Linked DNA regions of Homo sapiens: region 2 is linked to region 1. A link is a contact called in ENCODE Hi-C data. All regions are on one chromosome and are shown on one strand. The core of a region is the stretch at or near the end of the contact, and the rest is flanking DNA. Distances in the headings are between cores, read along the strand shown.

Region 1 (6,942 bases), core at 353-2,852:
GCATGAGCCACCACAACCAGCCTCACTAGTTTAGTCTCTATTAGCAATATTTAAAATTTTCTATAGTTAAAAGACATATGGGAAAACACATTAAAATATAACAATTTTTAAAAAAATGTTTATCAACAAATATAGAAGTAGACACAAAGAAAGACAAAAGAAATCAATTAGAAGCTTAACAGTTACTACCTTTACATCTTGGATACATGGGTAATTAAAAAACTTTTTCTACTCTCATTTCTCCTATTTCAGACTTTTCCACAATGATACAGTTCCACAACAGTACGAAATACTTGGAAAACATGAAACAAAATAGTTGAGAAATTTTTAAAAATTCCTAGACGTCCAAGCCCACGAGCCTTGCTCTCAACGTCCTTTCAATCAGGTCCTAACTTGCTTTCCCTACGAGTCCAGCTAGTTCCTCTGCCTCAATGAGAATGTATCCAAGAGGTGATCAACTCAGGCTCTGACCTGGACTGCCTAGGTGCCAACCCCAGCTCTACCTCTCACTAGTTGGCTGCTATGCACCCTGTGTCTCACTCTCATTTTTAAAACAAAGAAAAGCAATACTTCACAGAGCCACAGTGTGGCCTAAATTTATTTGTATAAAGCACTTAGAATGAAGTTACCAATTACGGCTTAATGATTATCAACACCCATTCCCGAGGACACACTCTCGGTTGGGTGAACATCTCTATAAAGGAAAAAAGCCAAGGACCAATCACATAGAGATTTGCCCTCAGTAGCCAAGAAGTCCCCTCCCTGCAGCTCTTTTAGAAAGGTCAGGCTGGGGAAGGCGAAAGTTGTGAAATACCCTGACTGCATCGCGGTCCCCCATAAAAGTTAAATGCTCCCCGCCCTTCGTGGAAGCGGACGCAACTCGCTTTCCTAAAAAGAGGTCAGAAGGCCTCCCGGGATCATCCAGCGTCCTGCAGGGATTAGGGAGAAGGACCAGGGCCCCTGCAGCTGAAGCTATGACTCCACCCGGGGACCTGACCTCTTCGGGAAGTTAACAAGAGACCACCAGTCACCAAGTGACAGGGACTGCTTTAAGGTTCTCATTTGCGTTATCTCTTTCAGTTCCCAAAAACGATTCTACTAGGATGGTTCTAATGTCCCCATTACCAAAAACAGCAATGGAAAGTATAAGGACATTGAGTAACACTCCACGTCACACTGCGAGAAAGCGGTCGCACAGGTAGGGTGGAGAGAGGCAGGCTGAGCGAGGTCAAAGTCCTGGAAACGCTCACAGCAGGGCACAGAGGACCCCGCCAATTCCAACCCCCGGGATGCGAGCACAGCACCCCCATCCCAGAAAGCTTCCGTGGACGGGAAAAAAACCCCATTCCCCGCCCCCACCAAACCTCCGCTCTCCGCCAAGGCTTCTTTTCCCTTGCTTGGATCATCGATCATCGGGTCGTTGCGACCCCAAGCGAAGGTGACAAGTTCAGAAGGACCCGCCAGACGCAGAAATGGCTCAAACTACGCGGTTATGTAGCAACCGCAGGCTCACACACCGGAAGTGCTCGCGTCTCCACAGAGCGTCTGGACTCCACTTCCCAGAATTCCCCGGTTCAACTGCTTGAGCCAAAGGGTCCGCCATTCCATGAAGTTGATGGACTACAGTTCCCAGAATTCACTCGTCCACCCGCCTGAGCCAACTTGCCCGCGACTCAGAGTGTGTCTGGACTCCGCTTCCTCCAATGCCAAAGGAAAATGTCTATAATCTCACTCTTCAGCGGGAAGCGTTGGACTCCGCGGTGGTCCTTGACTACACACACCGCAGTGCCCACCGGGAACGTATTCCATATCTCTGAGCGCCTGGTGGGGAATGTGGACTGTGACCCTGTGAGTCGTCCGTCTCTCTTCCTGAGTCTTTGAGCGAAAATAGTGTATAGACAGGAATTCCTGAAGTCTAAACGCCTCCCACGATGACAGGAGTGTTATTGGGAAGAGAACAAACGAGGAGATAAAATCTTCAAGGATTAGGATAATCTGACGATGGGAGGTTAAAACTAACGGTTTAAAGGATGAGCCAGGTGGAATGGTTTGGCAGGGGCAATGAGGAGCAGGAAGACACCAGCCCCTACTCCAGAAGCTGTGGGACCACTGGTTTGGCAGGAAAAGCCACCCCCATTTAAGATCACAGCTACTAGTGGAGAAGCGGTGTCGTCATGGAATAGCTATCTTCCCATAAACTTTTCATGGTATTCATATTTCTCCTTAGATGTAGAAACATCAAATTTCAGCGAATGTAGTGAATTGCTCAGTACCTCAGAGCAATAATGACTGATGAAGAGCTAGGCATTGGTATCAATCTTACATTGAGATTGTAAATGCAGTAAAACGGGAGGATTCTATAGGTGAAGGAGCATGTCTTATAAAGAGTTTTCTTCCTGGCCAAGCGCAGTGGCTCAAACCTGTAATGCCAACCCTTTGGGAGGCCAGGGCAGGACGTTCCCTTGAGCTCAGGAATTGGAGACCAGACAGGGAAATACAGGGAGACTTCGTCTCTATAAAAATTTTTTTTTAACTGGCCAGGCATGGTGGCCTGATCTTGGGACTACAAGTTCCAAGTACTCAGGAGGCTGAGGTGGGAGGATTGCTGAAGCCCAGGAGTTTGATTGAGGCTGCAGTGAGCTATGATGCCACCACTGCCCTCCAGCCTAGGCAACAGATACCTCAATAATTAAAGATTTTTTTTTTTAAGTTTCTTCTTATTTCTTGGTGAAACATAATTTCTTTATTATAGTTAGCAATTTAAAAACTGGCATTGGTTAAAAAATAATAACAGTATAAAGCTAAATTAGGAAACAATTCATCTAAAAACCTGCTCTTTTGAAGGTAACTTTTTTTCTCCCTATAAACATACATTGGCCTATAAACCAATATTCTTCTTTTTAAAAAAAATGGAGTCTACTGTTTACCTATTTTTCTAAACTAAAAACTTTTCAAAATTTTGTTTAGACACAAAAATAAGGTGACTGTGCCAAACTTTTGATGCCAAACATCCGCTCTCTGAAAATTGAGTGATCACTATTCATATGCCAGTTATAGCTGTATCCTTGATCTACTCTGCCTTCCCGAAAGATAAGATGTATTGACACACTCAATCGTAGCATGCAGGGAACTGAGCCTAAAAGGTTAGGGGCACTTGGCATCAAAGGTCCCTTCTGCTTCCCAGGTCCGTGCACTCTGGGTCTGTGTTGGGAGGAGCAGCCTCTATGATCTCCTAGATGCCTTTGGGGTCATTCTTCCAGTGTTAATGGACAGCAGGTCCTGGCTTCTGTTGACATGACCAATCCAAACTAATCTCCTAAATCAGTTGCTTATCTCTACCGTTGTTTTATCCAGAACAGGTTTTCTAATTTTTTTTTCCAAAGTAGATAGGCTGTGAATTTTTAAAATTCTTAGTTCTGTTTCCCTTTTAATTAATAATTCTGACTTTCTGTGGTGTCCCTCCCACATGTGGGAATTCTGGGAGATACAATTCAAGCTGAGATTTGGGTGGGGACACATCCAAACCATGCCATTGATGACACTGACAAAAACAACAGGGAAAGGACTCCCTATTCAATAAGTGCTGCTGGGATAACTGGCTAGCCATATGCAGAAGATTGAAACTGGTCCCCTTCCTTACACCTTATACAAAAATGAAGCTGGGCGCTGTGGCTCACCTCTGTAAAAATGGGTAATAATGTCCCCACTTTTAGTTACTTGAGTCTTTTTTAGTCAGTCCTGCTAAAGTTTTCACAATTTTGTTAGTCTTTCAGAATAATCAACTCTTGGTTTGGTTGATTTTCTTTGTATTCTTCTTCTGTATTTTATTTATTAATACTTTAATCTTTATTATTTCCCTCCTAATCACTTTCTGTAAGATTCTCCTTTTCTAGTTCATGAAAATAAAATTAGGCTGTGGATGTCAGATCTTTCTTCTTTAATATAAGCATTTACAGATATAAATTTCCCTCCTCCTACTGCTTTTGCCTCATTCCAAAAGTTTTGGCCATTGTTTTCATTTTCAGTTGTCTAAGGTATTTCCTAATTTCACTCCTGATGTACTCTGACATATTATTTAAGAGTGTGCTGCATGCACACGTATGTTTATTGTGGCACTATTCACAATAGCAAAGACTTGGAACCAACCCAAATGTCCACCAATGATAGACTGGATTAAGAAAATGTGGCACATATACACCATGGAATACTATGCAGCCATTAAAAAAGATGGGTTCATGTCCTTTGTATGGACATGGATGAAGCTGGAAACCATCATTCTGAGCAAACTATCACAAGGACAGAAAACCAAACACCGCATGTTCTCACTCATAGGTGGGAATTGAACAATGAGAACACTTGGACACAGGGTGGGTATATATATATATATATATATATATATATATATATATATATACACACACACATACATATATACATATATATACATACATATATATACACATACATATACATATATATACATACATATATATACACATATATATATAAAGAGTGTGTTTAGTTTCCACATACTTGTGAATTTTCCACTTTTCATGATGTGATTGAATTTCAGCTTTTGTGATCTAGATTATAATTGGAAAAGACTTTTATGGTATTAAACTTTTGAATTTATTAAGATGTTTTATTGAATTTATTACAACGTTTTCAGCCTGTAGTGTGAGAAAAATTACAAATTATTGTTGAATTTATATTGTATTCAACCAATGGAACACTACACAAAGCCACAAATACTAAGAATGCAACTTCGGAATAGAGGAGGAGGGGAAGACAGGAACCAAGTGTGAACAGATATTATCAAAATAATGCTGTGAACTGCAGTATTTAGTGTACTCTGCATTTCAACTCAGGTGTCCCTGAATTATTTGTAGATTTCCTCTCTTAGATACAATTTAAAAACATCGCGTTTGCTCCTTTTAATTCATTTAACACATAGTGAACACAAAGTGATAATCAGTGTTAAAGTTGTGAAGATGCAGCAGAAAACACATGTCACTGACATTCTAGTGGTAATCAACTTTGATATGTTCATGATTCGTTTTGTAAATGCATGAATGAACTCTTAAGGTCTGTCTCCTGAATAACTGTAACTGTCAAACTTTTGTTTGAAGCCCTACTGCACAACTTACAAGGGTTCTCCACTGTGACAGTCCCAGGACCACTGGGGTATGCTGAGCTATGGCTGAAACAGGCTTTAACTTAAATGTTTTTTCTCCTACAGGACTGGATGAAATGTATCATCAGCATGGATTCTGTGATAAATTACAAGATACAAACTCAAAAGGAACTGCTTTCTATGTGCCTCATATTTTAATGTTTCTCCCCTTTGTGAATGCTTAGGTGAGACTGTAGTCATGAAAACTGAGTAAAGACTTTATTACACACATTACTGAGGCTTCTCTCCAATGTGGACATTCTGAAGTTGAAGACTTGAGGCCTGAATGAAGCACATACCACCCTCCTCATACTTCCGTAGTTTCTCTCCCGTGTGGAGCTTCTGAAGCATAATAAAATTCAAGTGATCCAGCAATTCTATTACTGGGTATATCCAAAGGAAAGGAAATTAGTATGTCACGGAGATATCTGCACTCCCAGGTTCATTGTAGCACTACTCACAATAGTCAAGATAAGGAATCCACCTAAGTGTCTATCAATACATGAATGAAGAAAAGGTGGCATATATACACAATGGAATCCTCTTTAGACATAACAAGGAAACAAAATTTTATCATTTGTGGCAACATGGATGAGTTTTCAAGGACATTGTTAATATAAGCCAAGCAAAGAAAGAGAAATACTGACTGTCCTCACTCATATGGAAGTTAAAAAAAGTTGATTTTGTAGTAGAGAGTAGAACAGTGGATGTAGACAGGCAAGGAAGTGTAGGAGGTAGGTGAGATGGCCAAAGGTTGGCCAACAGATACAAAAGAGGTAGAGGGGAAGAATAAGTTCTACTGTTCTGCAGCACTAAAGGTGACTATCATCAACAATTATTTACAAATTGCTAAAAATGTGTTGTAGTCTCACAAATGCACCACACTGTAACAGTCTCTCTGTAACAGTCTCTCTTATCCCCCGGAGTTCTTAATCTCACGTCCAATATGATTAAGAAGCACAGACACAAGGGTGAAATTGGAGTAAAAGTTTAATAAGTGAAAGAAAAAAGCTCTCCACAGTGGAGATGGGGATCCAAATAAGTTGCCCAGTATGAGGCTGGGGTCCGGGGTTTTTATGGACTGGGAAGGGGAAGGAATGCACTTAGCCTGCGGGCTGTCTTGGAGAAAGCGTGATTCAGCTTGGTCTGGGACCTTGGCCCGGGACCAATCAGGAACCGAAGTGATGATTCATAAGGGCTATTCAGCTTGGCCCGGGACCAATCAGGAGTTGAAGTGATTATTCCTAAGGGCTATTCAGCTTGGCCTGGGACCAATCAGGAGCTGAAGTGATGATTTACAGAGGCTGGGCTTTTCCTTTTCCACAAAAGAAAGTGCCAACCTGAACCTACTGAAGCCCACTGTGTTCATGCCCACAAAAGAAGAAACTTTTTCCTCGGAGCCTGCTGATTATACAAAGGACAAAGGCATTTCTGTGTCTGGTCTTGTTCCCTTAACTGAGTGAGCCGGAGGTTTGTGCGAGTTTTTACCTGAATGGGCTGGAGGTTCTTCTATCTGTGCAGCCATGGGCATGTCTCCAGGCACAATCCCCTGTGCTAGTTCCCTTATCAGTGCCTGTAGCTTGATTGTCTTCCCCAGGCTGCTTTTTGTGTTATGTGGGGATGAGACACTGACCCGTTTGGCTGGGGGTCTCCAGGGACCCTTCCCTTGCTGTCTACCAACTCCTCTCAAATGGATTTTGAATTTTCCAACACAAAGAAATGGTAAATGTTTGAGGTAACAGATACACCAATTACACTGATTGGATCAC
Region 2 (6,247 bases), core at 3,124-5,623, 410 kb after region 1:
CTTGTTGCTCTGTCTTCCCACGTGTTGCTCTTATCCTTATGGTCTGAGATGGCTGGATACCATTTCCGTATTACAGTTAGGAAGGTGGAAAAAAGGTATGTCCCTTTCTTTTCTTTTTTTTTAAACAGTCTCACTCTGTCACCCAGGCTGAAGTGCAATGGCACGATCTTGGCTCACTGCAACCTGTCTCCCAGGTTCAAGCAATTCTCCTGCCTCAGCCTCCCAAGTAGCTGGGATTACAGGCATATGCCACCACACCCGGCTAATTTTTGTATTTTTGGTAGAGACAGGGTTTCACCATGTTGGCCAGGCTGGTCTCAAACTCCTGACCTCAGGTGATCCACCGGCCTCAGCCTCACAAAGTGCTGGGATTACAGGCGTGAGCCACTGTGCCCAGCCGTCCCTTTCTTAAGCTTGACTGTTCTACCCAGGAATTTAGCCAGAAATCAGTCACAAGGCCACATCTAGCTGCAAAGGAATCTGGGAAATGCAGTCTTTTCAGCTACTGTGTGCCTAGCTAAAAACAGAGACAGTGATCAGTCTACCACATCCACCTCACCTGTGGGCTTTAAAAACATCCCTCAACATAAACAGAGTCTATAAGTATTATATGCAAGGCATCGACCATTGTCTGCAGGTGCAGGGCAGGTAACTAAGGGGGTAAAACTGGCCTGGTGGGACTCATCTCCAGTTGAGGGTGACACCCACTGCTCCCTCCAGCCTGTTGTAACTTCTGTCCTGCCCCTGCTGACAATGTCAGCCTAGGTTGGGCCTTTCAAGAGAGCTGAAAATAGGATCTTAATGGGAAATCTCCCAGTGTTGGCCAAATAAAACCCGAAACAGAAGGTATCTCTGTTTGATTCCAAACCAGTTTCCCCACAAAGCGAGGCCAACTCTGGCCTGAGTTCCCCCACCTGCCCACACCCTTATGTTCTCTGGAAATTCCCACTCAAAAGCCAGAGCTCCCTGTTTAGACATTTTAATATGGATGTTTTCTGTTTTTAGATACTATTCCTGTTAGCTTATTCATACCATTTCACCTACACATATGAAAAAAATATTTCAGGACTAGAATGATATACAAAATTATTTCAACGAGACATAAATTATCGGGGGACTAGTGCCATCTAGTGCCATGGCCCCTCTAAGTGAGGATGGCAGGGGGTGGAAAAGAGACACAAGGACTCCAATTGCTACCCCCACTCAATTGGGGTCCAGCTCCCAACTTTGCTGCCCCATCCCCAAAAGCCCAAGTTGCTCCACATCTGGAACTCACCTGGTGGCATTACAGGCCAGCAACACCTCACCTTTCCTGCCCCCATTCAGGCAAAGGTCCAGGGCAATTTGCTCCCATAGCCCATGGCATCCATCTGGGAAGAATGAAGGGTGATGGCACAATCTGCAGCTAGGTATTTAACTGGGAATAAGGGAGACACAAACCATTTCTCTCCCGCACTCCCTTCCCATTTTTTTTTTTTAACAAAAGATCTCATTATTATCTGATTTCACTGTCTCACGAAGGCCCTGTGTGCTCCAAAGACTGAAGCTCTAAATAAGAATCTTCTGGGTCCTCTTTATTAAGAGCCCTCTGCCTTCCCAGGGGAGGGAAGCAAATCCTTCAGGGCCCCCAGAGTTCCTGCACCCCATATCATGGGTGAGTCCTACCAGCCACAGAGCCACCCGTCACCGTGGAGAGGCTTAAGCTGCACTCAGAGCTCCCCCCGGGCATGCCGAATGTAGTGTTGATGCAGCCCTGCTTCCTGAGCAAAGTCCTGACCGCACTCTGTGCAGGCGAAGGTGCCAGGAGGGGCACGGACCTCATGCATCTGGCGGTGCCGCCTCAGAGAAACAGCCTGCCCAAAGGTCTTGCCACAGTCAGGACAAGGGAAGGTGGGCTGGGCAGTAGTGGTTGCAACCGGCAGGGTGGGCTTGGCGGCTGGACCGTGGCTGCGCTGGTGGGTGATTAGGGCTTTGGAGGAGGGGAAGGAGCGGGCGCAGGTGAAGCAGATGAAGAGGACCCCCTGCAGCTTCTGGGCCACGAAGTCCGCTGGGTGCTCCCGCTTCATGTGACGCTCCTGGAACTTGGAATCTGCGAAGGTGATGAGGCAGCGGGTGCACTTCGGGGCCCCCAGGTGGCCTGAGGAATGTGGGGGAGAGGTCAGGGGAGGCCAGCAGGAGTCTCCAAGACCTCTTCCTGAACCCCAGAATCACACCAACAATTAACATTGAATGTGTTATGTGCTAGGTTCTATGCTAATGCTGGACAACCAAACAGGAGAACTGTTCTTGCACCTATTTTATGGATGAGCAAACTGAGATTCAAAGAGGTTAGGCAAGTTGCCCATAGTCATGAGGCTAGGAAAGGAAATGGTGGAGCCAGGGTTGGAACCCAGAGAGTCAGCCTGCCCAACAGAGGGGTATGGTGATTACAGCACAGCCTTTGGAGCCAGACTGCTTGGGATTGAATCTCACCTCCACCACTTCCTAGGCAATTACACCAGTTTCCTTATCTGGAAAATGGGCTAATAACAGTATCTACTCCATAGGACCGTTGGAAGGAATAAATGAATTGCTGTACAGTCATTTGCAATTATGACTAATGATACAGAGAAATCCAGCCCGACATCCAGGATCTGGCCTGGTACTCACAGCTAGACCTTGGTGTTCTGTTGAACATAAATTTTCACAGAATATCAAGGACAGACAAGGCCACGCTGTGACTAAAATGAATCAAGACAAGACTACATCATCATAATGTCTGAGCACAGACAAAATATGAATACTGTCCAAGCAGAAAAATGACCAAACATCCTCCTATCCTGGCTAATGTGAATGTCTGCTGCTGCTTTATCAGTCAGAGCTTGAGCCTCGCCTCCTTCCTTCCTCCTTCTGGGTAAGATTTATTACGATAGCCAATCATAGAATTGCCCCTGCTTCCTGGTAGCATCCAATCCAGAGCAAAACAATTTTGCTTGAACCTTCCCCAAAATCACCACCCACAAGCCCAAATCCTGTGTCGTTTTTACCATTCTTAGTGAGACACCCCACAGTCCCCCCATGGTCTGTGTTCATTGCAGTGAGAAACCCAACGTGTTCAACTGCAGGTGTGTTCCTGGTAGTCTCTGGCTCAAGGGCATTGAGACTACAGCTCTTGTTACAAATACCTCTCTCTGCCTCAGTTCCCAGTTTAAAGGGCCTATTATTAGAAGGACTCAATGAGATAATGAATGTTAAAATGGTTCATAATATGAGAATAAATACACCTAGCTCATAATAAAACACTGAGCAGGAGGTGTTGCTATTACATGTCAAACTGGCTACCATCATTAACCCCTAGCTTTCCCCTTTGCTGCAGTTAATCCCATACCCACCCTGTGAGGTGGGAAGTACCACCCTCTTTTGACAGTCAAGGAAACCAAGGCCCAAGTTACACTGAAAGTCTAGGGCAGAGTTGGGACCAGAATCTTGGGGTTTCTCTCCCAATAGAACCATTCCCAGCCACATCTCCAACCCAAGCCTCTCCTGGAAGCCACCCTATCCCTCTGAATGCATAAGCATTGCAATCCTGCTTATGTGGCCAGAGGAGGGTGAGTACTCTGGCCACATAAGCTGGTGTGAGGAGATGCACTTCCTGCTAGAGCAGCTCAGGGACCATTACAGCCCCTTCTCAACAGGCAAAACTCTGTGGCGCCTTGGACACCGAAGTGCCACAGAGATCTTAGCATCAGCTCCTGCACCCCACCCTCCTCTAGCCCGCCAGCCATGTGTACTCACAGATGTTGCCTCCTGGGCTCTGGGGACTTCTCTCCTTGGGTGAATCCTGCTGCTTCATGTTCTCTTCAGGGTTCGGGTCCTCCATGGTGCTGGGACCCTTCTAGTCAGGAGAGGAGCGTGCATAAGTGAAGCTGTTCATCTGTTACCAGTCTTAGAGGGCACCCTAAGTCTATGACCTTTGACATCGCCAGAGGCTCTCCTTGCCTGCCTTTGACCCCTACGACATACTATCTCCTTGAACTCTAATTGATGGAGTTCTTGCTAAAAGAAGCTTCAAACCTCCCAAAGGACTGGATTTCCTGGGTTTGGGACTCCCCTAGAGTCTTCTCACTGGTGTGACCTATGACCTGCTGCATCAAACTAACTCCCTGAACTCAGCGTGGAAGCCTTGATCTTTGACACCAGCGTCATCCCAATCTCAAGTGTCTTGGGGCAGGTAGTGATACCCACCCTTTATCCCAGTTCTTCCCGGGAAACATCCTCTGACATCCTGTGATTTTTGTTCCGCCCAGAGCCCCCGCCTCCCACGCGCGCTTGCAGCTGCTATCCCGCTACCCTCAAGCGCTGCCTACAGGTTCCTGCTCCCAGGCCTCAGTTTTCCTCCTTACAGCAGAGGGCTGCCTTTCGCTGCGCCTGTCAGCCGCTGGCTACAGCGCCGCCCCAGAGAGAAGTGGGATAGGGACCACTCAGTCTCAGGGCCCCCGTGGTTTCCGCGCCCTTTTGCCAGATGAGCCTCTCGGAGCCGAGATCCCGGATTTGCCATCCGGCAGTAGTATAGTCGCACCAGCCCGGTCCTCAAAATAACGGGAGGGGTCCTTCTCTGCCCTATGGCGCGTTTGATGACGTTCAGCCTCCCGCGGCTTAGCTAGCTAAGCCTTTTGCGCATGCGTGGGTAGGCTCTCGTGGCGCGCAGGCGCGTTGACTCATTCATTGTTCTAGGCCCTGAGGCCGCCAAAGAGGGGCGTGCACACTTCGGCCGTTCTGCGCAGGCGCGGCGAAGGGCTGGGTCTCTGCTGTCGGCCTTCCAAGACACACCCCCTTGGGAGAGGGAGTGACGTCAGGTTAAAGCTACCGGGACGGGTCCCGGCATCTCTAAATCACCGCTCCCTGGCCTCTTCGGCCTCCGTCCGCCGCGGCCCAGGGGCCGGGCTTCTCAGCTGCTGACCTACTGCCACCGACTGCGCTCTCTCCCGTGGGTCGGCTTTTTGCTCGGTTGGTGATTTGGAAGGGGGAAGGGGAAAGATGAAAATAACAATGTGTCCGAGGGAGGAGGGACTGGAAGCCAGATTTCTGAGGTTTTATTTTTATTTATTTTTCAGAGAGGGTCTTGCTCTGTCGCCTGGGCTGGAGTGCGGTGGTGTGATCACGGCCCACTGCAGCCTCCAAGTCCTGGGCTCAAGCGATCCTCCCGCCGCAGCCTTCCGAGTAGCTGGGGCTACAGGCGCACACCACCATGCCCGGCTAAATTTTATTTTTTATCGAGACGGAGACTCTACCAGAGAGTCCCCCCACATGTTGGCCAGGCTGGTCTCGAATTCCTGGCCTCAAGCGATCCTCCGGCCTCGGCCTCCCAAAGCACTGGGATTACAGGCATGAGCCACCGCGCCTGATTTCAGAGTTTTTGAAGCAGAAAGGGAAACGTTTCCATCTAGAGGGAGGGCGGACAGACAGGACGCCTGGGATTCTGGGGGAATAGGGTCTGGGCTCTGGATTTTTTAGGTCCTGGAGAGTGACACTCAAGAACCGAAGGGGACAGGGTGAAGGACTGAGGCCTGGGTTCCGAGTGGGGCGGCTAGGAAAGGAAAAGGCTAGGTGCTCCCTGACCCAGGTCTTCTCTACCCGTTGCTTTCCAGCCATGCCTCCGCCGCAGGGTGACGTGACCGCCTTGTTCCTGGGGCCTCCGGGCTTGGGGAAGTCCGCGCTGATCGCAGCGCTGTGCGACAAGGATGTGGAGACGCTCGAGGCCCCCGAGGGACGGCCGGACTCCGGGGTTCCCAGCCTAAGAGCTGCGGGCCCAGGCCTTTTTCTGGGCGAGCTGAGCTGCCCACCCGCAGCGCCGGGGCCCTGGGCGGCGGAAGCCAACGTGCTGGTACTGGTGCTGCCCGGACCCGAGGGGAACGGGGAACCGTTGGCTCCAGCCCTGGGAGAGGCAGCGCTGGCCGCCCTGGCCCGAGGGACCCCGCTACTGGCTGTGCGGAACCTCCGTCCTGGGGATTCACAGACTGCCGCCCAGGCCCGTGATCAGACAGCAGCTCTGCTGAACAGCGCGGGGTTAGGAGCTGCGGATCTGTTTGTGCTACCGGCGAACTGCGGCAGCAGCGACGGCTGCGAGGAGCTAGAGCGCCTCCGGGCGGCGCTGCAGAGCCAGGCAGAAGCGCTGCGGAGGTGAGTGCCGGCTTTCTGGCTGGGTCCGTTAGTCGAGACCCTAGGCACCTAGGTGCGACCATGGAGGTCCATGAGATCCCTCCCCCAG

Evidence for each region. Hi-C counts contacts between places; a loop is a spot of excess contacts on that map. Pooled maps may share reads with other maps.
Region 2: a map with no recorded cell type shows a loop between it and region 1 (14-fold over the local background). The contact joins the promoter of ZNF576 here to the promoter of ZNF230-DT in region 1. A Hi-C loop is called at or near these places in 2 of 37 single-sample maps with no recorded cell type and 8 of 50 pooled maps.

Annotation. Positions count from the first base shown.
Region 1 is chr19:43,997,530-44,004,471 of GRCh38, reverse strand. ZNF230-DT (ZNF230 divergent transcript) reads left to right here and starts at 1,602. Exons shown (of 3, transcript NR_110727.1): 1 at 1,602-2,207; 2 at 5,240-5,949; 3 at 6,677-6,942. ZNF230 (zinc finger protein 230) reads right to left here and starts at 1,515. Exons shown (of 5, transcript NM_006300.4): 1 at 1,365-1,515. It overlaps ZNF155 (zinc finger protein 155), which reads right to left. Exons shown (of 5, transcript NM_198089.3): 5 at 6,146-6,942. RefSeq lists an enhancer at 1,243-1,752.
Region 2 is chr19:43,594,721-43,600,967 of GRCh38, reverse strand. ZNF576 (zinc finger protein 576) reads right to left here and starts at 4,373. Exons shown (of 3, transcript NM_001145347.2): 1 at 4,225-4,373; 2 at 3,775-3,874; 3 at 1-2,137. The coding sequence starts at 3,859. The coding sequence ends at 1,710. IRGQ (immunity related GTPase Q) reads left to right here and starts at 4,834. Exons shown (of 3, transcript NM_001007561.3): 1 at 4,834-4,986; 2 at 5,628-6,159. The coding sequence starts at 5,630. RefSeq lists enhancers at 4,339-4,758, 5,159-5,228, 5,414-6,210.